Regions from separate parts of the Homo sapiens genome. Here region 1 is linked to region 2. The links are chromatin loops, found by intact Hi-C in ENCODE. Cell type or tissue: mammary epithelial cell. All regions are shown on one strand. Links, peaks and the distances in the headings refer to the core of each region. The heading gives the core; the rest is flanking DNA. Region 1 has its middle 48 kb from the start of CSRP2. Region 2 overlaps ZDHHC17 (zDHHC palmitoyltransferase 17).

What was found. Peaks named below come from ENCODE experiments on the same cell type or tissue, not always from the same donor. Only the 100,000 strongest peaks of a DNase experiment are listed, where the experiment ranks them.
Region 1: it touches region 2 in a loop (16-fold over the local background); 3 of 110 quality-filtered maps call a loop at or near these places.

The regions. Positions count from the first base shown.
Region 1 is chr12:76,920,187-76,933,096 of GRCh38, reverse strand. No RefSeq gene overlaps it. Among named protein-coding and RNA genes, the nearest start is that of CSRP2, 48 kb to the right of the region's middle. RefSeq lists a silencer at 3,254-3,548 and an enhancer at 12,753-12,910. In mammary epithelial cell, for the core only: a CTCF peak has its summit at 5,722 (motif pointing right); no DNase peak of the experiment used is centred there.
Region 2 is chr12:76,813,714-76,826,623 of GRCh38, reverse strand. ZDHHC17 (zDHHC palmitoyltransferase 17) reads right to left here. Exons shown (of 17, transcript NM_015336.4): 6 at 11,414-11,478; 7 at 10,605-10,767; 8 at 4,093-4,218. Among named protein-coding and RNA genes, the nearest start is that of ZDHHC17, 56 kb to the right of the region's middle. In mammary epithelial cell, for the core only: a CTCF peak has its summit at 5,536 (motif pointing right); no DNase peak of the experiment used is centred there.

The sequences.
Region 1 (12,910 bases), core at 2,174-10,173, 110 kb before region 2:
CACTTTTTGATGAGGTTGTTTGTTTTTTTCTTGTAAATTTAAGTTCTTTGTGGATTCTGGATATATCTTTCTTAGTGACTAACTTACTCATCCAATCAGCCATTCGTTAAAACTTGTTGAGCACCTACTATATGCCAGGCATTATGTCAGGAGCTAGAGATATAAAAATAAGATAAAATCCTTGCCTCTAGAGAGCTCACAATCTAAAAAGGAAGAAGACATGTAAATAAATATAAACTGTGTGTCACTAGCTATTACCCACATCTACAATGACAGGAACAAAGTGCCTTGCAAAGATATTTCCCGAGATCATCAAGTATTCTTAAGGCTCCTACAAGTTTCATAAATAAGTCTTACTAGCTCCTGCAAATTTGAGAAATAGTGGCCAATGGTCTGTAATGATAAAAAATATTGTTTGACTTGCCTGGTTTTAATCTGCCCAGTTATATATTTTTTAATTAGACTTCATTGCTAGCTAATTTCACCTAAAAATTTAGATTTTGAGATTTCTTAAAAATGTAGAAGATACTGGCCCCACATTCCTACATGGCAGTAATAGATTGGAACTGAGTGGTCATTGTCCTTTGTAGACAAGGTACATTGTATCCAGTTTATCAACAACCTACCTCTGTCTCTTGTTTCACTGACTTAACCTACTTTATTTATTTACTTTACCTGTTCTGGCCATCAGCCAAATGTTCCTCTATTCCAGCTCTGATCTTCTCAACTGGTTACCACTGCACTATGCCCTGTGTTAACTCTTAATGATTCTGCTAAGTCCCGCAGGAAAATCTTTATGCAAGAGAATCTTGGGAAAATTCTGTGGTCAAATAGAAAGACTCTTAATTTTTTGCCATGCTTTCTAGGAGAAATGAAAACAGTACTCTTTTGGAAAAAGAAAACCAAAAACCTTTCACTCTTTAACTTATTTCCCATGGGATTCAGCTATAGGTCCATGGATCTGAGTGGAAGTGTAGCAGTCAGGGTCTAGTCGGAAAACAGAAGCCACATTAGTTATTTTAACAGAAAGAATTTAATATAGGGAATTGATTAAGCAGATATTGGAGGACAAAAAAGCAAAAGGGGGCACCAAGATAATTCAAAGAAAGTAACTGCAGAAAGAAGCCATTGTCCCTAGGGCGGGGGAACAAAGAAGAAAGGCTGGTATTTTTCCAACACAGGTGCCTGGAGTGGAGACCTGCAAAGCTGAGATTGGACCTTTGAAGTACCACCAAGCTGCCATTGGTACCTGAGGAGAACTGGTAACCAACTGCATACCTGGGTGAAGCACTATTATTTAGGCACAGAACAGAGAGCAACTAGAATGGAGCGAGTTTCTTCTCTCTCTTGTTGCCCTCTGTCTCCCTCTAGTACTTCCTATTAGCAGAGCAGAATCCTAGCCCCAGAATCACAAAGAAAGGTACAAAAGGCGTCAATCTGGAGTTGAGGGCTAAGAGCTTAATAATGGCACACTACATAAGGTGGTCCTCAAATTGCCCTGTTTGGTAACAACTAAGGCTTTCTTATAGAACATACTTGTTATTCTTGGCTTATCTTCCCTCAAGTTGAGTTTTCTCCCAGGATGATCCTCAGCCCCTTATTTCTGGAAGATTTGCCTGCCCCATAAGATTATCAGAGATAGCTGACTCCCAGAGTATAAAGAGCTGAATCTCAAGCTGGAGACCTTGCTACATACATCATTATAATAATGTGTGATCAATACGAATTAAGAGTAGACACAGCATGCAGCAGTGAAGAATTCAAAGAGGAGGTGACCTTTGATGAGCAACTTGAAGGATGGTTGGGAATTTACCAGGGGAAGAGGGATAAATAAAGCAGTACCTGCAATGTTGGAAGCCTGAGGAGAAAAGGGGTGCTTAGAGAATCATAAATTGTTGGGCCTGGTTAGAGCACAGGGTAAATATAGAGACTGGGCAGCAGATGGTACCTGAAACTCCAGCGACAACTTCTCCACCCTCCCATCCCAACAATCACCAAGTCCTGAAGATTCTGCCTATTCTGAAAAAATCTTAAATTTGTTTTCTCATGTCCATTCCCTCTGTTACTGCCTCATAAGCCCACATCAAACCTCACCTGGGCCAACAAGCCCCTATTATAGCACATACCAATTCCATCCCTCGTCCACACCACTGCCAAAGTGACCTGTCTAACACAATAGGAGCAAGTCTCCACTTTACCAAAAACCCTTTGCAAGCTTCCTATCCCCTATATATAAAGCCTAAACTCCCAAGCATGTCCTACAAGACCCCCAAAATCTAATCCCTACCCATCCTTTTCACCTGATCTCCTTCTACTCCTCCTTTCCACTTTAAACTCCAGGAAGGATGTATAATTCCATTGCTCCTGGCAGACATCAAGCGGTTGTACACTGCCCTGCCTTTGCATGTGCCTGAAATGCTCTCTCACCCTCTCCCCTGTCTGCCTCCTGGTCCTCTTGCAAAACCCCCCTTAAATGGCACCACCTCAAGGAATCTGTCCTGACACCACAGGTAGAATGAATCACCCCTCTGTGGAGCTATTTCTGTGGCTTCTAATGTTATATTTATCATGCATGTCATAATCATTAGCTTTAATTCTATCCTCACTGATAGACAATGAGCTCTTGGAGAAAATAATTCATATACATTTTCGTTCTTAGTATATTTTATGCTTGACAATGGTTGGCATTCAGTAAAGTCAGGATATTGTGAAATGACTTGTGTGTCAAGTTAAGAAGAGTTTGGCTTTTTTCCTATAGAGAAAAAGAAATTATTTTCTCTGTTTCTCTTTCTCTCTCTCTCTCTCTCCCCTCCTTTCCCACCCCCCTTGCTCTTTTATGCAAATAGAATGATAAACATAAAAAACTTTCCATAAGAAAAAAAAATTAGTCTAAAATGCAAATGTTTATTCATGTGGATTTTAGAGTGTTTCATAATTTATTCAGTACTTTCACATATTTTTAAAAATTCTAAATTAGCCGGGCACGGTGGCGGGCGCCTGTAGTCCCAGCTACTCGGGAGGCTGAGGCAGGAGAATGGCGTGAACCCGGGAAGCGGAGCTTGCAGTGAGCCGAGATTGCGCCACTGCAGTCCGCAGTCCCGCCTGGGCGACAGAGCGAGACTCAGTCTCAAAAAAAAAAAAAAAAAAAAAAAAAAAAAAAAAAAAAAATTCTTATTATGTGGCTCTTTTCTGAAATCCTTTAGCATCCCAGTCTTTAATTCTCTTCCGCATAGCTCTATCCAGCCTTCCCATTAGTTCCTACCACCTTTTCTCAAAAATCCCAGGTACTCCTTTTTTCTTCTTCCCAAGGAGTTTACAGGAACTTCTTGTTTTCATTGAAGCCCCAGCCCTCACTCACAGTTGTAGGGCCCTCCTTGATTGGCCCTAGTACAGAGTTCTTGCCTGTAGGGACAGGAATGCACACAGAACCCTTGCTAAACGATGCCCTCCTTCTGTGCTGCACCCTTTCAGGGCCTCAGCCCTCCAGAAGTCTGCAGCACCACCTTGAAAAGGAGCTGCTGGTAGGGAATGCAAAAGAACAGAAAATTTTTGAAAATGGAGGTAAACATTTTTAAAGATCTTTAAAGCATAACCTGCATTTAATGAGAAAGGGTCAGGGGCACATTCATGTTAATGGCCCAGATAAATCACCTTCTTCAAGAGGAGTTCATGTGTGCATTTGCGAGAGCCGCTAACATTTTCCAATCTTTTAGTGGAGTGCAAAAACACAAAACATAACAAAACAAAAAAAACATCCCGCAGGTAAAGAGTAGAGATCATGGGCTTTCACCTCTCTAGGGGCTTGTGTAAGCCAAGATAAGTCTAGGGTTTCCATTTTAGCCAGGCGTTCCTGTATTTCATATTTACATGCATTTGTGGGCTTCCTACTTCCAAAAAAGGCTCACAACAAAACATGCATTTAAATAGAGCTATTTTCTCTATAGCCAGCTGTCAGCTTAACTTGAGGCTTGTTCTCATATATGTCCATTGAATTTCATACTGGTATTTACTTTTTTAAAATATAATAATAATTACAAAGTAATTCATGGGTAAAGTAAAACAAATCAGAGTTGTATAAAAAAAAGTTAAAATCTGCTTCTTACCCATCCAACCCCTAAGGTAATTGGTATTAATGGTTTGATGTATATCCTTCAACACCTGTGGTTACAGGGAGTGAAACTGGTGTGGCCACTTTGGAAGGCAATTTGGTAATACCCATTAAATCTGAATTGTACAAATTATTTGATTCAGCAATTACATATCTTAGAATTTGTCTTACAGGTATACCCAAACACACAGGATAATCTTCATAGTATTGTTTATAGTAGCAACAGTTCAGAAACAGCCTAAAGCCTGATTAAAGGTGCATATCAAGTATAGGATACTATATAGCTCTAAAATATAATGAAGTAGATTGATAGGAAATGAAAAACCATGTCCAGAATGAATATGCATGTTTCTGTTAATACACACACATATATGTTCACTCTATACTACACACATACGTGGACTATGTGGATGTATACACACATGTGTGTGTATTTCTTCACTCTATACTTGATATATAGAGGCTATTTCTGGGACGACAACCAAGAAAATTCTCCATCGTAGCTGCCCTGGAGTCTGGGTGACTATTCATTTAGAATAAGAGGGAGACTTGCTTTATTATATACCTTTTAGTAGATTTGATTTTTTAACATGTGAATGTAGTCTTTTTTTCAATAAGAGAAAAATAGTGAGAAAAAATATGCCAATCTGATGGATGAAAATTATACTCATTGTTGGGCTTTAAATTTCCCTGGGTTGGCTGGGTGCGATGGCTCATGCCTGTAATCCTAGCACTTCGAGAAGCCAAGGGGGGGCGGATGACTTGAGGTCAGGAGTTCAAGACCAGCCTGGCCAACATGGCTAATACAAAAATTAGCCAGGCGTGGTGGTGGGCGCCTATAATCCCAAAAGAATTGCTTTAGTCCAGGAGGCAGAGGTAGCAGTGAGCTGAGATTGCGCCAGTGCACTCCAGCCTGGGCAACAGAGCAAGACTTCATCTCACAAAATAAATAAATAAATAAATAAATAAATGATAAATTTTCCTGGGTAAAAGTGAGACTGAACATGAGAAACTTTTTTCATGTGTATCACGGTCATTTACACTCCTTCGATGAGATGCCTATTAATATCATTTGCCCATGTTTTAAATTGAGTTAACTTCCTTATTAAGTTTTGTAGCTTTTCAAATATAGGAAATATTACCCCTTGTTTATAATATGTATTAAATATTTTTCCCAATTATTTTTTGTTTTATATTGCTGATAATTATTTTTGTCATTCAAAAATTTTTTGTTTGTTTTAGCAATACCACATCGGAGGCAGGGTAATGTAGGTACATTATTCTATCTCTTTCTTTATGGTTTCCCCTCTTGCTTAAGAAGTCCTTTTTCAACCAGAAGTTATTAAAATGCTACTTTTAACATTTAGATCTTTAATCCTCCAGAATTTATTTTTAAAGTATATGATTCAACCATTTTCTTTTAAATGTAGAACTAGTGCCATTTTGTGAAAGCCTTTCTCCCCAGGGAATTGAAATGCCAGCTGTCATATGTTAGTTTTCCATATGTGTCATTAATGCTCCTTTGCTCTCTCAGATTCATTATCTCCCCAGTCCTGTATCCCAGAGCCAGGCCCCCTTGTTTCCTGACTTAAAATTGGCTTTGGCCAACAGGAGGCGCCAGCAGATTGGAAAGACAAAGGGGTTTGACTATTTCTTCCTCCATGCCTTCCTTGCAGAGTCACCAAAGTGCTTCAACCCCCTTATTAGTTCCCATAACTCTGCCTAAATTCTGCAGATAGACACTCCTCTAAATTCTCTTCTAAGTCTCATATTTGCCTGTACCTTTTGTTTTTAGATTACTGTCCTTTCTTGTTCCTATTTTATAAAATGTGATAATGGCAGCTTGAATGTATTTTATCACATATTCAGTTTGCTATCTGGTTGTTCAAATACCTCAATATTCTGCCCTTTCAATATTTTCTTGGCGATTTTAACATGTTCATTTTTCCACTTGAAATAATTAATCCAGTCAGTTCTAAAAAGTTAAAATTATCATTAATATTGCATTAAATGTGTATATCAATTTGGTCATTTTTATGATACAGGTTTTCTCATTATTGAACATGGTACCACTCAGTATTTTCAAATGCTTATTACAAACCTCAACTCAATATCCACAAAACAGGTCAAACCAATTATTGCCCTTTCAAAGTTTGGCTTTATTTTTAAGTTCCCTCTCACTTAATGGCATTCACAATTACCCATGCTCAAAACCTAATGTCATTTTCATTTACTCTGTCATGCCTCACATCCAAATGGTTGCCAAGTCCTGTGATTATTAAGTGAAAAATATCTGTCAAATTATTTCCTCACCCTCTCAGAACTACAGACCCAAGTTCTCATCTCTTCAATGAATCGTCACTTACATTCCTTAATTAGCTCCAATCTCCAGCCCTCCTTAAATCTATTTTCACACTGCTTCCCAAATTATAATTTTAAAATACAGATATGAAAATGGCATTCCTCTGCTGAAACCTTCAATAATTTTAATGTAATAAAGTCAAAACATTTTTCATATTCCTGCTCCATCTACCTTTCTGGTCCCTTTTTCTTCCATTTACCCCGCAATCCACCAAAATACACACACACACACACACACACACACACACACACTCACTCCCCCATGCTCTAACCACATGGGCTCACTTGTAGTTTCCCAGACATGCTATTTCATTTCTGTCCTTGAAAATGCTCTAGTTCTATGCTGTCCAGTATGGTGGCCACCAGGCACATGTGGCTACTGAGTGCTTGAAACATGGCTGGTGCAAACTGAGATGTGATGTACGTGTGAAATGAACACCGGATTTTCAGTGGTTGTACCAAAAGTTTATTGTCAAATATCTCATTAATGTTTTTGAAAAATTATCACTTGTTGAAATTATAATAGAGTGGATATGTTGAGTTAAAATATATTATTAATTTAATTAATGTCATTAATTAATTAGTCTTTTTTTTACTATTTTAATGTGGCTACTAGAAAATATGAAATTCCTGTGTGTCTCACATTATATTTCTATTGGACAACACTGCTGTAGTCTGTTTTTGTCCATCTGGTGGAATCTAATTTGTGCTTAAACCCTGCTTCAGATGCCACCTCTTCTGTGAAGCCTTCACAGTTCCCTCATTCTAGGTAAAATTAATCATTTCTGCATGTGTCCCCAGAGCACTTTGCATGTACCTCTGTCATGGCACTTACCTTATTATAATATCATTATTTGTTTATATATCTGTCTTTAGCAATTTTGTATCTTTGTGTCCTTTGTTTCCTTAGTCTTCAAGCAGACCTAGTGCTCAATTTGTGGTGATTAACTGGAAGGCAGAAATAGTTCTACCAAAAACAGACTAAGAATAATCACTAAAAATAATCACAAATTTTACCCCTAAGCTTATTGTAAACAAGACAGGAAAGGAAAATGTCACTTTATACAACTCTAATAAGAGAAAGCTTTCAGTCTGTCAGGAGGCCAAACTTTCCCTAGCACTAACTCCAGGAGAGATTTATTGCATGAAACCTCATATGAGACACTGAACCACATAGTACGTCAGGTCTTTAATCAGGGGTCTACAGATAATACAGAAATATTCCTTATTTGGCCATTTTTTATATCAACCAACACTATAAGCAGACAATATAATATTACAGTACAGCTCAAAGCAAGCATTTTATAGACTAGATTAAGGCAGTTCAAACAGAGCTCTCTGGTGATCCAACTTGACAGAAAGAAAGAATCCAGAGAATATAGTTGTTGCTGTTGTTGTCTTTTATTCAGTCTGACAATCCTTGTCTTTTAGCTGGAATATTTATTCTATTTATATTATTAAAATGATTGATATTGCTGTCAGATCTCTCATCATACTATTTGTTTCCTATTTGTCCTGTTTGTTCTTTGTCCCTTTATTCCTCAATTCACTTCTTCTTTTGGATTAATCATCTATTTTATTATCCCACTTTTCTCCTCTATTAGCTTTTTAGTTAGGTATTCTATTATCTTTCTTTTTTAATCATCCTATTAATAAAATTTAAAAATTGTTTTAAGATACATGTTGTTCACAAAGGAAAATAAACGTAAGGACAGATGAATTCAGAGAAAAGGGATTGGAAAAGATATAATAAGTACATACTAACCAGAAAAAAACTGGTGCAGTTATATTAATGTCATATGAATATGATTTTAAGATAAAAATATTATATAATGACAAAGAAATAATTTACCTAAAGATATAGCAATCTTGAGCATATAGTTACCTAACTATATGGCTAAAATATATGTTCAAATATTGACAATATTATAAGAAAATTACAAATTCATAATTATAATGTATGATTTTAACATCCTTCTCACTAGTTTATAAAGCAAACACAAAGTAGTAAGAATATTAAGAATTAAACAAAATAATAATGAAGCTTGGGCTAATGGAAATATGTATACATAAATCCTGAGCATAACAAATTTTCAAACATATAAAACCTGACCTTATACTGAGTCATAAAGCAAATCTCAGAACTACCAAAAAATCAGCATAATACTTAACCCATATTGCCTACTCACAATTCAGTAAAAATAGAATATATTAGTAAAAAGATAACTTCCTCAAATACCTACATTCAGAAATTTTAAAATATAATTATAAGGAGTTTATGGATCAAGGAATAAATCAAAATGGAATTGGAAAATATTTTAAAATTGAACATAAAAATATTAAACTATGGTAAAACCTAAGGGATGCAACAAAAATAGTAGTTAGAAAGATGTCTACACTCTGAAATGCATAGATTAGAAAAGACAAGTGACTGGAAATTAATGCTTTCAACACAGGAAGTAAAAAAAAAATACAAACACAAAAGAGTAGAGCCAAGGAAAGTACAAGAAAGAAAATAATAAAGATAAGCATAGAAGTAATTGAAACAGAAAACAAATAAACATTAGAGGATCACAAGAACCAAAAGCAGGTAATTTTTGTGAGGCTAATAAGATAGAAACAAACAAAAAATCTTGGCAAGTTTGATCAGGAGACCAAAAAAAAAAAAAAAGAAAAAGAAAAAACAGCACAAATATGTTATATTAGGAATTTTTAAAAAGGATCCATAGACTTTTTCTTTTAATCATATGCATTAGTTTTAACTCTTTTGGTCATAAAGGATAAAAAACCCAGCATGGGCCGGGTGCGGTGGCTCACGCCTGTAATCCCAGCACTTTGGGAGGCCAAGGCGGGAGGATCACGAGGTCAGGAGATGGAGACCACCCTGGCTAACATGGTGAAACCCCGTCTCTACTAAAGATACAAAAAATTAGCTGGGCGTGGTGGCGGGCGCATGTAGTCCCAGCTACTTGGGAGGCCGAGGCAGGAGAATGGCTTGAACCCGGGAACCGGAGGTTGCAATGAGCCGAGATCGCACCACTGCCCTCCCGTGTGGGCAACAGAGACTCCATATCAAAAAATAAAATAAAATAAAATCAGCATAAACCGGCTTAAATAAATATTGAACTTATTACAGAAGAGTGCAGAGATAGGTTTGGCTTGAGGTGTACACTAATGGAGAGTTTAAGTTCGACCTTATTTCTCTCAGTCTCCCAAGTCTACTCTCCTTCGTGTTAGTTCCATTATTATCAAACACACTGTCCCTTTGAAAGGCAACACAGCTAAAGCCAATATCTTCATAACTACAATCTGGAGCAAAAGGGAAAGGATTGCCTTCACAGTGTCTCAATAGATGTACCATTGCATGTCGTTGGCTCTGATGGGCTCATGAGACTATCTCTAATCCAGTCATTGTGGGCCAGGGAATGTGATGTTCAGATTAGCTGAGTTTGAATCACTTCTCTGCTGAAGCAGGGAATGGAGTTAACACCTTTGGTAGCACATTAACCAAAATCACAGTGCAGTTAGAGAAGAACAGTGAATGACTGCTCTAGGGCACAAACAACAGATGTGCATCTCAACACGACTTCAGTCAAATGTTTTATTTTAAACAGAGTTCCAGCCCTATGAGCTCACCAAGATGAATCAATTGCCAAATGTCCCCCTGCATAACTAAATTTGATCTGTTGCATGAAATGATTCAATACTATCTACTTTGCCTAAATTCAACAGGCCATTTGCCAGAAGGTACTATTTGGGTTTGGGCAAATTTGATACTGATTTGTTGTTTTTAACAGCAATTTGCCAGCAGATTCAAGAATTTCCTAAAGTCAATTCCTACATCACTTTGCTATTTTCAGGTAGGACTTTAATAAACAGAATCTTTTGACTTAAAAACAGCACAGTACTCTGCATTAAGTGTGTTTGTTGTTCATTTATTCAAGAAATACTCATTGAGAGTATGTTCCAGGCATTTCATTTATGGTTGGGGAGCTAAAGCAAACAACAAAGATCCCGACTGCTGCCCTCATGGAGTTGACAGTAGTGAGCCTAAGAGTAGAATAGATTTTCAACTGTTCAAGTGCATGAGTTACTTCTATGCCCTTTTTAAAGCATTTCGGGCTGCAGATTTCACACAGGTCATTAATCTGGCCAAGCGAGGAGAACATTTTGTTCCTGTGGGAAAGTTCTCTGGTCACTGGGGAACATGTCACTAGTGTTTAGACAGGACTTTTGATGGAAGAACAAGTGGAACTGGAATAATTTGTCAAGCCTGCAGTCTGGACCTCATCCTCCTGTCAACTGCATTTTGGTGGACTTTTAGGGGTAGGTGGTTTGGAGGAAGGGAGCAGAGTTTAAACGAAAGAAGAAAAAGCCAGAAGCATAAAAAAAGAAACGGGAGGGTGGGTGGAGGAATAAATGAAAAAAAGAGTGGGTGATACAGGTTAAATTGTGCCTCCTGGGACACGAATAAATATTTGTCTGTTGCTTGTTGTCAGCATCTTTCCCAAGACTCTAAATGAGTCTTGGGAAAGATGCCTCCTTTGAATGAGTCAGTGAGTATTTCAAATGATCTTCAAAACTTTTGAACAAAAACACTATTGACTAAAGACCCAGAAAACTAATTTTATGCCATCCTGACTTAATTATGGCAAAGAATAATTGACTCCATATAAAATCTCATGTTATATTCATGTCATACCTCTCAACTAAAACAATTCAGTTTAGATTTCTCTTACATACTTGGCTAACAAGAAAATATTTGATTGAAAAACAAAGGAAAGAAAATCAAAATGCAAATTCAAGTGAGTGGAAACTGCATTTCAAACAAGGAGAATAATTATATGTACAGCATCATAAGCTGGTCTTCAAAGAATGTAGACAATGATTTATGTAAAGTATTTCTACAGAAAACAAAATGTCTCTTTAGAATAAAGACAATAGCATATGTAATTTACATTTGTGGCTGAATAAAAATAAATAAATGTTTCAAAATGTATTGTTTAATCAAGAAATCAAAGATGGTCATACCAATGCCAAGAGTAAAATTTGAGCATCTTACCAAATAAAACATTTTGAAGGATCTGTTTGTAATTTTTCTGAAAACCAAGAGAAGGAAATCAGAAAGTTAGCTGAGCTTGTGGTACCCTGTTTAGATGGCTTTCCAAATGCAAGACTGTTGCATTTAGATTGTAAAGCAGACCATGCCAAGCTTTTGAAAAAGAAAAAAAATTTGTTAATGTTGCACAAAAGCCTTCAAGGTCGTGCTCCTTTTGGCCAGCTTCTCAACCTCATCTCCTTCAATTCCACCCTCAACCACTGCCTCCAGCCGTGGCTGGCATCCTGCTGCTTCTAGAGCACAGTCAGGCATGCTATACCTCAAGGCTTTTGCAGCTGTCCTTGCCTTTGATTAGAACCTTCTTCTCTCAGGCTACATTACATGGCTTCCACCATCCAAAGTCTTTGCTCAGCAAGGCCATTCCCAACACCCTATTTAACATCAAAAACTCCCTCCTCTGCTTTATTTTTCTCCAAACACTTATCACGTGAGCACCATAAAAGCAAAGATTTTTGTCTTTTGTCTCCGATTTACTGTGCCCAGCAGAGTACATGCTCAATGAATATTCGTTAAATGAGTTAATGAATAAAAGCTGATATCTGAAAATGGGGCTACAGGCATGGTTAGTGGCCTAGTTAATCATCTCATGAGCAAAAGTAGTCCCATCCAAAATCACATCTCCAAGCATTGTACCAACTATTAGGATCCGGGTTCTCCTGAAAGCAGAGCCTGAGACAAAGGCAGGCATGCAGGTAGTTTATTTGCAAACTGACCCCAGGCATCAGGAATGAGGTAGGAGTGAAAGACAAAAAGCAGTGAAATAAACAAATGTTACTGAAAGGGACAAGGGAGGAAGGCAGTAACTGTTAAAGGGGGCACAGTGTTAGTAGGTGACATGGTTTGGGTATTTTGTCTCCTCCAAATCATGTGTTGAAATGTGACCGCCAGTGTTGGAGGTGGGCCTAGTAGGAGGTGTTTTGGTCATGGGGATGGATCACTTGCGAATGACTTGGTGCTTTCCTTGTGGTAATGAGTGAGTTCTCACTCTATGAGTTCATGTGAGATCTGACTGTTTAAAAGAGCCTGGCACTTCCTTCCTCTCTTTCTTGCTCTGTCTCTGGCCATGTCACACGCTGGCTCCCCTTCATCTTCTGCTGTTATGGTAAGTATCCTGGGGCCCCCACCAGAAGCAGATGCCATCACCATGCTTCCTGTGCAGCCTGGAGAACCGTGAGCTAAAATAAACTTCTTTTCCTTACAAATTATTCAGCCTCGGGTACTCCTTTAATAGCAATGCAAATGGACTAACAGTAGGTAAGCAAGGGTAGGTAGTATGCAAGAGTGAGGGCAATAAGCCCTGTTGGAGCAAGTCTGGAGAAAAG
Region 2 (12,910 bases), core at 1,700-9,699:
CACTGGCTAGCAAACAGTTCATGAAAAATACCACCCCTTTTTAACAGGGGCACTGATAACCAGGGAGACAAGGACAACTAGAATGACTAATAGTATAAGAATTATAACACATAAGGAAACCTGAAGATGCTTGCCTGGAGTAGACATTTCAAATGATAAATAGTATATTAAAATCTTAAAATGAGATAAAGAATAAAAGCAAACAATCCATAGGCTCCTAGAGTTCACTGAATGAAGAGATGTGTCTCTGAACAAAGATCAAGGCAGAGTGCTCAATACTCCAAAGGTATTTCCATTTCATTTCTGTACTGGTCTGGTTGTTAAAGTCCATACTTGTAAGTATAAAACCTACATAACTCCTGGTAACTTCTATCACAATTTTATCTTTATAGCAACCAAAGAAAGTCTACTGCCTCTTCCATGTAAGAGCCCTTCACAAACTTATAGCCAGTTATCAAGTCTCTGTTCAGTTACCTTAGGTCACAAAACTATGTAAGATATTCAAGGCAGGGCATGGTGGCTCATGCCTTTAATCCCAACACTTTGGGAGGCCTAGACGAGAGAATCGCTTGAGCCCAAGAGTTGTAGGGCAGCCTGGGCAACATGGCAAAAACATGTCTCTACAAAAAATACAAAAATTATCTGGGCATGGTAGCACGCACCTGTACTGTATCCCAGCTACTCGGGAGCCTGAGGTGGGAGGATTACCTGAGCCCAGGGAAGTCAAGGGTCAAGGCTGTCGTGAGCCTGGGCAACAAAATGAAACCCTGTCACACACACCAAAAGAAAAAAGAAAACCCCAGCTGTGGTCTAACAAAGCAGAGTATGAACACTGCTTTCCTTACTGAATATTTATCTTCCTAAAAGCTAAGGTTATATTACACATTTTTAGCACCCCTTTCATACTATCAGCTTCCACTGAAATAAGTGGGATTTTTTTTTTTCATATAAATGACCATGTCTTCCCCAATTTGACCACTGTAATTCATTTTCTGAACTAAATGTGTAATTTTAACTTAGAGTAATAATTAAACATCAATTTCAGGCTTTAATTTTATGCTGCAGCAAAATAACTAATCCAATTCTTTTTTCTAATAAGTATGAACTTTATATCAAGACATTAGAGAAGATTTACTACTCAGGAGACAGAGAGTGTATGGGTACATAAAATGGTACTATAAAAATATAATGGTAATGTGCTGCTATGTGAGAAATCTATTTTCTCTTATATTAGGAAAATTTTCAACTATATAGTAAATGTGAAAGAATTATATAGTGAAGTCTATCCACCACCTAGATTCAGAAGCCTCTTTTTAAATTAAACTTCTTATTTTGGAATAATTATAGATTCACACACAGTTGTAATAAATAATACAGACAGATCCTAAATATCCTTTGTCCCCCAATGGTAACATCTAGCGTATCACAGTAGCATATCACAACAATGGTAACAGTAGCATGTCACAACCAGGAAACTAACCTTGATATAGTCCAGCTACAGAATATTTCCACTACTTAAAAGGATTCCTCATATTGCCCTTTTATAGCCAACTTCCCTCCTACTCCCAAATCCCCTCTAAATACTAATTTAAAGATGTCCCTCCAACTTATTAAGAAGATTTATTTAACCGTAAATATGCCTGTCTAAAATCCTTTTACTTAATATTCTAAGTAAAAAATCTAAGATATTTAAAATCCTTTTACTTAATATTCTAAGTAAAAATCTAAGATTTTTTAAATTGTTTTCTAAAAATATTGTCCCCCTTTCTTTTTTTTTTTTGGAGATAAGGTCTCACTCGGTCACCCAGGCTGGAGTGCAGTGGCATGATCTTGGCTCACTGCAGCCTCAACCTTCCGGGCTCAACCAATCCTCCTGCCTCTGCCTCCCTACTAGCTGGGACTATAGGCGCACCACCACGCCTGGCTAAAGATTCCATCTTTATCTGTCTACCAGCAGTATTCAAAAATATTTTCCCCCTTTTGGAATGATATTTTTATTTTTCTTAAGGGAATGACTTTTTAAAATAAAACACTATTGAGTCTTAGGTGTCACTACTTTCTTTTTTAGTTTTAAATATAAAACACACTTCACAGGCTAGCAAATCAAAACATGTTAATGACTGAAACTTTTCCAATGTGACATGGAAAAAGAAAGAACAGTCTACATAATTACAGATGCTTAATCTCACAGGTCCCCTAATCATCATAATTTTTAAATATATGATGGTTACTTTCAACCTTTAAATATCACTCTCCCAATCATCATAGGCTTTAAAAGGAACCTTTATAAAAATTTTAATATATTTAAAGCTACTAATGAAAAAAAACAGGAAAGAAACTCCATTTCTGAACTGACCACAATCGTATACAAATGTTAAAATTGCACTAAACTTTTAATGAAGTTCTTTTTAAAAAATCATATCCAAACACATAAACCTGATGTATAGTTTAATAATGCCATAAGTAACTTTACATATTAATGCAACATCTAAAATTTGTAAGTCATTTATGACTATATGTGTGTGTGTGAATATACATATATAAAATAAAACTTCAAAATATTCACATTCAACAAAACGAAAGTGCCAATATTGTGGGATTTTCCAAAGTAACACAAGATTTTTTTTTACTAGCCTAATTATCATAAGACAGCCATTTTTCACTCTGTTGAGCAAAACTGCTCTAAATCCTAGAAAACTGAGCAACACAAAATAAATCATTTTCTATATCATATCTAATAATTAAACAGAAGAGTTAACATGGCATGCAAAAATTGTTCATTAGTCTCAGCTTATAGGGCTGAAAACAGCCAAGTTTATAAACTATGAATCTAATTCTTCTAAGTAACGGACCAGGGGACTTTTCAACTGATTAAAGAAGTCCAAACTCCTATAAATAAAGGAGGCACTGCTTTCAAGACTGCTTCTCTTTATCCTAAATTTGTCTTTTTGCCTTGGTAACAGATAGATCAATATTAACTTTAAATAATCAACATTGCCACTAGAACAGCCTAAACACGATATACAAAAGATGGTACTCAAAACTTAATGCTACTCAAGTTGTGATTACTGACAAGTTAGCAGACATCTTGACAATTATTTAGGTACATAAAGAAACTCTACGGCAATTAACTTCTTTTTTGTGGGAAATAAGATTGTGCAGAACCTAGACCCCCTCTCTGGGGGAAAATATTCTAAGTTTTAGTATCATATAATCAGGCAACTGAGCCAACAGTCATACAATTTAAAACTGAAGGTATATGGATGATCTAAAATGAGTTTTCCATAGAAAGGTCAAGAATATAAGCTCTCTGAAAAAAGGTATACAACATATCACAAAAGAATGCAAAGCTCAAGTTAGAGCTGGAGTTGTGAGTAGTTTAAAAAGATATGTATTAGAACTAAGCTATTTCACAATTTATTATCATACTAACAAACAAGCATTCACTAGAAAAACCTTTATTTTTATCTATTACTTAACAAAGGCCAGTTGAATCAATGAACCAAAATGTACACGAGTAGCCGATGGAGATTTAAATAATTTCATATATACCCATCCTTCTTAATTATTAGCCCCAAAAGGTCACCAACCACGTAGGTAAGAGCCCTTGGAAACTTTGTTATTTACCTTCATTTATTCTGAGTATAATAATATTTTAAAAATTACATTGAGAAATGCCAAAATTAAAGGCTGTAAATACTCGTGCTAAGTAAGTGTTCCTAAGAATCCTACTTAAAAAATTATATATCGAAAATCTTCAGCTGGGCGCGGTGGCTCATGCCTGTATTCCCAGCACTTTGGGAGGCCGAGGTGGGAGTATCACCTGAAGTCAGGTGAAGTCATCTGAAGTCACCATGGCCAACACGGTGAAACCCCATCTGTACTAAAAAAAAATACAAATATTAGCTGGGCATGGTGATGGGCACCTGTAATCCCAGCTACTCAGGAGGCTGAGGCACAAGAATCACTTTAAACCGAGAGGCAGGGATTGCAGTGAGCCAAAATCTCGCCACTGCACTCCAGCCTGGGCAACAAGAGCGAAACTCCGTCTCAAAAAAAAAAAAAAAAAAAAATCTTCAGTTATGAGTTTACCTTATCAGCTTTCAGCTTTCTAAGGAAGGACGGATTGTCATATCCTTTTGCTTGCCTTGCCTCTTGTAAGTGGTTGATCATCCACACATTTTTTCTCTGTTTTGCCAAATCAAGCGCTGATTCGCCCTGATAATATAAACAGAAGAAATTCCTATTAAAAGTTTAAAAGCAGGCTATCTTAGTTACCTTTAAAGAACTTCTATAAAAATTAATTTACTGCCCTATTAACGTTGTTTTGACATTGTGTAAATTACTAAAAACACCTGCATCATTACATGTTTCTTATTACGCTTTCCCAAAGAATAATCACAAAATGTATTTTCTCATCATATTCCGTAGATTTTATTTTTGCCTGTATTTTGACATATTAGAGAGCAAATCAAAAAGTAGGTATTTTAGTACCTGCTGGATCAGAGGCTATCACTAAGTTTATCAGTTATTTCATATTCTTTAAAAATTTCATTAGTAATAGTTATTGCTACAAAACACCTTGCTATAATATCAAGTTGCCAGAAATCTCTCAGTTTTATTTCAACAATGATAGGAGTCTTCAGAAGAGAATAGGAAAGAAAAGGAAAAGTCAGTCTCTACTTCTACCACTATTGTACTGGCATTCTTGATTTATATTCATTCACCCACCCAGAAGTTTCCAAAGTAAACGAGAAATGATTTTAAAAAATAGCAAATTCAAGTTATGAATTTGTATCTCCCTTTAATCCTAAGAAAAAGAATGCCAGGGAATTTACATGATAGGAATAAAATGTATCAAAGTAAGAAACAAATAAGCATTCCCAATTTTAGGTCTATGCTTCTTTTTGCCTTAACTAATTTAAAATTTAAAATCTTATTTCTCCTTTTGCAAATTAGTCAGACACCTACATTTCCATTTATTTAATGTGTTCCACTATTTATCTACTTCTTCAAATAGAAAAGCAAAACTTTAAATGCTTACCAAAGTTTCAAGAATGTAAAGATGAATATTCAAAATTACTTTTAAAAAGTAAAACCACTGAAATTTTATTTCCAAAAACAAGGTCAAAAAGAATAAAGCAATAAAGAGCCTTGGGGTGCCTTATTTATGAGGGATGATTACTTATTAAGTATAGTTTATTTAATATTATAAAATAAAAATAAACAACAAAATAAAACACACCACTGCCACCAACAGCAACAACTATTACAAAACAACAAAAAGCCCAACCAATCCTTTAATATAAAGATCAATGGTATTTAATAAGAAATGGGCTAATCTAGGAGTCTTCCACAAATAGGGATATTTACTTTAAAATATTGCCTTACCTATTCCAAAATTCCATCACCTAAGTTGTCAGAACCAGCTAATTAATCCAAACTATAAAGATTACCTGAATAAAAGCAATCCCTTGGGTAACAACTCCCCGGGAATATCCTGCAGTTGCCTCGGTCCAGCTGAGCATCCCTTCCACTAGAGGGCCATGTGACACCTAAGGATTGCCTAGACAAAAAGATTGAGGGAGCTTTAAAATATCTTTCAACTACTCCTCCAGTCATCTAACTATTTTTGTATAGTTCTTTTATTCAGCTGGTAAAATAAACACTCAATTCATTTAAAGAAGTATATTAAAACCAGGGTTCTGAGTTAAGTCTATATCTATTTGATCACTCCATGTCTCAGCCAAAATAATAATATTAACAATAGCAACAACAGCAAGAATCTACATGGAGTAATTATAGACTATGTAACTGTTAATAAAAGAAATCATTCAAAGGTTTTGGTCAGATAAACATTATGGTTGGGGGTAAGATCACTCAACATTTCACCTACGTAAGGTTGAATTTCATCGTCAAATTTTAAAAAAATTTTTCCTTGGTGACCATTTAGGTCAGGTATTTAAGAGGTAATACAAAACTATTTTCTAAAAACAGTTTCTTACCTCATTTCAAGAGGTCTTTCAATACATTAATGAACAGAGCTCAGTAATTTTATATTCTGTACAAGCTAAAAACTATGCCCTTTGATAATTTTAGAAAGAAAAGATTATAACTGCTTGTGTAGCACTCAGAGATTAACTGTTCCTTCCAAACTCAATTCATCTAAATTTATCAGTATAACCAAAAACATATGCTAAGGATTATTATTTTTTTAATCACAAATGAGATACTACCACAAAAGGGATTACTGGGTAGGCCATAATTGTGTTTTGTTTTTTATTCTTAGTATTCCAAATCATTTGTTTCCCCTGTTGTTGCTTTACAAGAAGAGATTTAAAGCTATTTCATGTAGCTATTATCTAGGGGCTTGGTTCTTAAATTCTTTTGAGTCTTTTCTGATGACAGCCACTTTTCTTCCTCCCAGAAGAATGCTGATACAAGTAACTTTTTTTCAACAATTTCAGGGGTCCATGGACCCACACCTCCTCCAACCAAAGTCTACTGGGGGGACTCCAGATAAAAAAACCTAGGGTATACAGCTATTCCTGATCCTTCCAGAGATGAAAACAGCAATTTTAAAGTTACCTATCATTTAGTATAAATTGTCTTTTTTTTTTTTTTTTTTTTAAGACATAGTTTCACTCTTGTTGCCCAGGCTTGAGTGCAATGGCACGATCTTGGCTCACTGCAACCTCCACCTCTCAGGTTCAAGCAATTCTCCTGCCTCAGCCTCCCGAGTAGCTGGGATTACAGACATGTACCACCACGCCCGGCTAATTTTGTATTTTTAGTAGAGACAGGGTTTCTCCATGTTGAGGCTGGTCTCGAACTCCTGACCTCAGGTGATCCGCCTGCCTCAGCCTCCCAAAGTGCTGGGATTACAGGCATGAGCCACAGTGCCCGGCCTCATTTAGTATAAATTGTCTTTAAAATAAGTTCTATCTTGTTTTGATAAAGGAACGTTTGTTTATACATGAAAAGAACTGAGTAACTAATATGTGAAGGTAAATCTCTAGTTAATATAAAGAAAGATTTCTAAGACACTTAATCATATATAGAAAATAGGTATTTTAGGGAAAGGGGATCTTATAGAATTATTATAACACAAAGCGTAATTTTTCATATTCTTTGAAAAATATAACTTTTTATAGCTATTAAAGCCATAGCCAGATTTGCAGGCTGCATCTTATCGTTACAATCCACTATTATCAACAAGATTCTTTCTTAAGACTTAAAAATGGAAAAAGCATAGGTATAAATAAATTTGGTTAGATTCCTGGACAAATATTCTAGGTATTTTTTTAAAATAAATGTTTCCTTTTCAAAATTGGCAGCAATTTAAGTTTACTTAATTAGCTTAATAGTTCACACGGCTAAGACACCACTTCAAATTAAATATTACCAAACAGAACCAATTCCTATCACCTTCATCCCAAAAAGTCCTTCTTCAGTCTTCACAATCTCAACATATGATATCACAAGACGCTCAGTTACCCAAAACAAAACCTAAGTCATCAACGATGGTTTCTTTTATCCTCACACCTAATCTACCTTCTTATTTCTACTTTAAAATATCCTCTCCAAATCCAGTCATTTCTCTCTACCTCTACTCCTCTGATCCTAGGCTAAGCTAACATTATCACTTGTCTGATTTATTGCAACAGCCTAACTGATCTCCATCTTTTCCATTTTCTTAACTCTTCAATGCATTCTCCATACATCAACCAAAGTAATGTTTAAAAAATATTTAAAACAAAAAGCAGATCATATAATCAGCCTACATAAATCCTTTCAAATGTTTCCCATGACTGAGAATACAATTAAAGCTCTTTATTATCGCATTGCATGATACAGCACCTGTGTTTCTCAAGTGACTTCACCATCTTGCTCACTGTACTCTGGCCACACTGTCCTTATTTCTGCACCTCAAATACTGCAATCTTACTCCTGTTTAGGACCGTGCACTTGCATGTTCCTCTACAAGGAAAATTTTTTCCCACATGTCTCTGTATAACTGATCCCTTCTCATTACGTAATTCTGAAAGCAAATGTCATCTCCTCAGAGGCATTCCCAAATCACTCTCACTGGATGTGGTCCTTCCATCCCAGTCATTCTATCACATTTGCCTTTTATTATTATTCACTTACTGGCTGTTTCCTCAACAGAATGTACATTCTGAAAGAATAGAGACCTTATCTGTCTTGAACAATGTGACTCCCCACCACCCACCATTGAATAAGAATTTGCTGAACGAATAAATACATGGTTTCTATTAGAAGGTGATAAGACTTAAGTATGTTGGGAATGCCTCTGAGGCAGATCCCCATTTTTAAAAAAGGCATTTGATACTCATTTCATCTTTTTAATTACATATAAAGTGCATTTTAAAACAAAAATCTACTTTGTCACCAGTGTAGATACAGGTAATTTTTCCCCTGAAAGTATAAATGTTCCCTGAGCAAATACAATAATTCCTTAGACTTTATTTTCTTTAGAAGTACCATCACTCCAGAAGCTACCAGGGAATTACATGAGAAAAATTTTTTGTCAATAGCCAACCTCTATTACATGTGACAGATAAAGTTAAAACATTAATAAAAAGAAAATAACTGGAAAAAAATGAATTTAAAAGCTCTAAGGTACAATAATTAGCTCAATTATAGACACTGTAGACTCTGGAAAGTATTCGCATGAACTACAATAATAGTTAAGGAAGTTACATTCTATTTCATTGTTTCTTGGCACCAAATAATTCTTGTGCCTGAACCTATAAAACATTAAAAATACAAAGTTCAAAATCATTTAAATAATTTTAAATATCTCTACTCTTATCATTAACTTTCTGTTGAAATTTGCTGTAGATTATTCCTTTTACTAAGAGTAATTTAAAAGTTTACGCAATGGCTAATGAGAAGTACAAGTCTTCATTATTTACTTGAAAAGACATTGAATTTAAAAACATACCTCAAATCCCAATGACTGTGACTGAATTTAACCTAATTTTATATGAACAGAAAATAAACTTTTAAAAGCTCTAAAAATACACACTACTAGTTTCAAACTCCAGAACTGTGTAGTCATCTTACTGTCATAATTCTTTGGTATTACTATAATTTCAGTATACTGATATGGCTATTGGCAGAAGGTCTACAGAGTCTTACTATTTGCCAAACTAAAATTAATCCTGTTTTTTCAATAATACTAAGTATCTTTAAATGTATTCCTCGTGCATGATCACCTTAGGAATGGCTGTCTGGTAGCAAAGATAAAAAAAAGTAGTAACACTCTGAATTCAGATAAAAAAACATGAGGTAATCTCACATAATTTTCTTTTAAGTATATTGATCAGGTTTAGTCAAACTTCTCTTTTCTTAACCTTCAGACCTGGGATCAGCCAATTTACTCATTCCAGTGTTATAAACTTTTAAGAGCATCCTATTTAAAAACATTCAAAAAGCAAACATTTCTCTCTATAATTTCTGAAGTGGCAGAGGTATCCCAGCAGTCATGAAAACTACCTTAGGTAAAACTCAAGACTACATAAATCTTCATTTACTCAGTCAGTAAATACCTAGAGTGCCCATCGCTTATCAGGCACTATGATATGCTGACTTTCTTCTTTCCCTATGTTTAGTGGCAGATATGGAACTATTCTGATCACTTTTGTTAGGGACAAGAAGACTTGAAATTTTTTTAGAAGAAAGAAAAATATACATGATTTTATCAATCTCTTATGGTTTCCAATATTAATTTACTTTTAACTAAATGTTTGTAATTAGACTATTTCTAAAAATTGATAAGCTTAACAAATTATGCTCCATAAAACTAGCCTAAACTATTTTATTTTAGAAGTTTATCCTTCTCCTCTTAAAGTAACTGAATCAAGGAAGAACAAACTATTCCTTGGAACATAAAGAGATACCCTGATCCAGCAGGAGATAACCTACTTTTTGATTGGCCATTTCAGATTAGTATGTGTCCTGAACCCCCTTCATATTTAATTAGCACATATCCCTTAGAAATTTAAGAAACATAACACAGAAAATACTATAAATTATAGCCAAAATTAAAGAACATTTGTCAATGGGTATAGTTACTTATGAATGCATATGATTAAAAGATGATGTTTAAAGTAATTTCGCAGAACGAGTTCGTTGCTGAAAGACATGGTGGATCCTGAGGCTTTAAAAATGAAAAGAAATAACCAAAATTTTGAGACTAGCAATAGAATCTTATTGCATGTATTAATAAAATGTTTACTGATTTCTAAATGTTTAGAGTGCAAATGTTAATTGTGCTTGGCTCTTAAATAATGTTGTAACTTTTCCTGGATTAGTCCACCATGGTGGGGTGGGGGTCCTCCTATCAACACCATAAAGGCATTTATCAAATTTAAATCTCTTGATCTTTAAAAAAATAAGACAATAAAATAACCAAGTCAAAGAATTATTAAAATGTATTATGCATAATGTGGTTTAACTGTAAACCTGTATTGAAGAAGTTTCTTTCAACTCTGACAGTCTATGAAAAACTTGTTTTATTACAGAATTCACATATTAGCCACATTTCATACAGTATTATCAATATAGAATATTTTTACCTTGATATTCTGGGCATCAACATTAGCTCCAGCTTCCAGAAGAAGGCTAATGACTGTGGTATTCCCTGCTAGCACTGCCCAATGCAGAGCAGTGTTTTTGTGATACTTGTCACCAAGGTTAACTGAAACATTGAATGTTAAAAGCAATCTAGTTGGATCCACACTGAAAAGGAAAAAAAAAAAAAACAAACAACAACAACAACCCTAATTTCAATTATAGAAATCATTACAAATACTAAACTGATTATGCTTACAGTAGCATTCCATTTTGGAACACTTCTAACCTACTCAACAACTTTAAAATCAATAATGAGACAATATTCTAATATGAAGTATTAAGTATGTATGACACCATATAAAATAATATATTAATAGTTTCAGGGGATAAGCAACTTGGTCCTGATATTTTCTATTTTTGACCTAGAAATGGCATTAATACTTATACAATTCAAGAATAACACTTTTTAAAATTTAAATTTGGAGTCTTCCAAAAGTGATCTAAGACAACTTACTAATTAATAAATTTGTCAATATGTAAATCACATGAAAAAATTAATTAATTTTTAAAAAAAGATAACTTCTTTTCTTAGATATTGTTAAAAGAGAAACAGATTAAGGAAGCTCTAATCAGTGAGGGAGAGACAGCACAGAGATACCAGAACATCCAAAATGGTAATTTATATATACTATAGTCATAATAAAAACTGTAAATATTAGTGAGTATAGTATTAACTGCTTTTTCCTCTCTCTTACTTCATATTGTATTATGCTGAAATGGCCTAAATAAGTTTTTTATAGTCATTACATACCTATGTGTTCTATATGCTGCCCACATTAAAGGCGTCATTCCATTCTGATCCATCATATCTACATCCTGATAAAGTAAAAAGAAAAAAAGTCAGACAGTTAAATTATAAGTTCCTAACCAAATTTGCTTGGAAAAATCTAATCTATATATAAAAGGAGAAGCGAATATAATACTACTCAATCAAGGATAATGTATGAAACTTTCTTTCTTAACTTTAAAATGAAACTCTTGTCACTATATACTCTAGTGAACATATATCATGCTTTTACATTATTCCCTTTTAAGATGTTTTAATCAGCCTTTCAATGTTTCACATTTAAAATTCTTAACCTATTCTGACCTTTCAACCACAAAGGATAGGTTAAGTGATTAAGTTTCTGAAAAACTTGTTTATACTAATGCATAAGAGAGAACGACAAAACTGTTTATTCCTAGGCATTTCAAAACAAAAAATAAAAAGAACTGACATTTTAATATACTCAGTTTTTACTGTTACACATGTACATTTTTAGAGTTAAATGATTCTGCAGTTTGTGTGGAAAAAGCAACACACTAAAGCAATCCCCCTGCCTTACTTCCCACCATTTTCACCATTTTTTGGCTCATTATTTTTATATTTACCTCCATATCTTTAAATAAGATGTTTGAATTGCTACTTCTTGATTTTTCAGTTTCAGGCATTATTCTGAAATTCCTTGGTACAAAAAATCTGAATTTTTCTCTTTCCTCTCTGCTACATCACAAATGCACGCCTTTCCTATTCTTTCCTCTCAAGAGATCTATTGTAATTCTGGTTCATATAAACATTTAATACTTGATATGTATTATTATAAATATGCATAAATACTATTCCCAGCCAAACCATGTAATAAACCACTATTTTTCCTCTTCTACTCAATTTTTTGCTTTCCCTGGCACCATCTTTCCCCCACTACTACTTAGTTTTTAGCAAATTATAACTAAAACTTCCACCTATTAAACCGAAACTCTTTCCTAGTTATCTAATTCTCCTTGCGCAAGACTTTCTGATGTATCAGGGACTCTTATCAGTTTCAATGCTCTGAAACTACCTTTCCTAACCCACTCCATTCTGAACTGATTATCCTCTATGCCTGAAATGTGTGTCTCATTAACCTGGAGTACTTTGAAAATAAAAATCATCTCAAATCCATCTTCGTATTCTCAGTGCCCAGCAGAGTAGATGATCGAAAACCATTTATTAAAGGAAAAGACATGCTTATCTATCTACTTTTCTAGGCTTGGCTTTAGAATAAGACATGGTTTTGACTTCCTAGCTCCATCATATAATTGCTATGAGATTGTAGGCTAAATTACTTTAATTCTTAGTCTTAGCTTCCTCATTAAAAAATGTGAAATACAAATAACTTCATAAGACTTCTGTGAAGATTAAATAATGTGTGCAAAGCATCTAGTCAACAGCTGAGAACATAATGGATATTCAATAAATATTAAGTTTCTTCTTCTTCTCTACCCCATC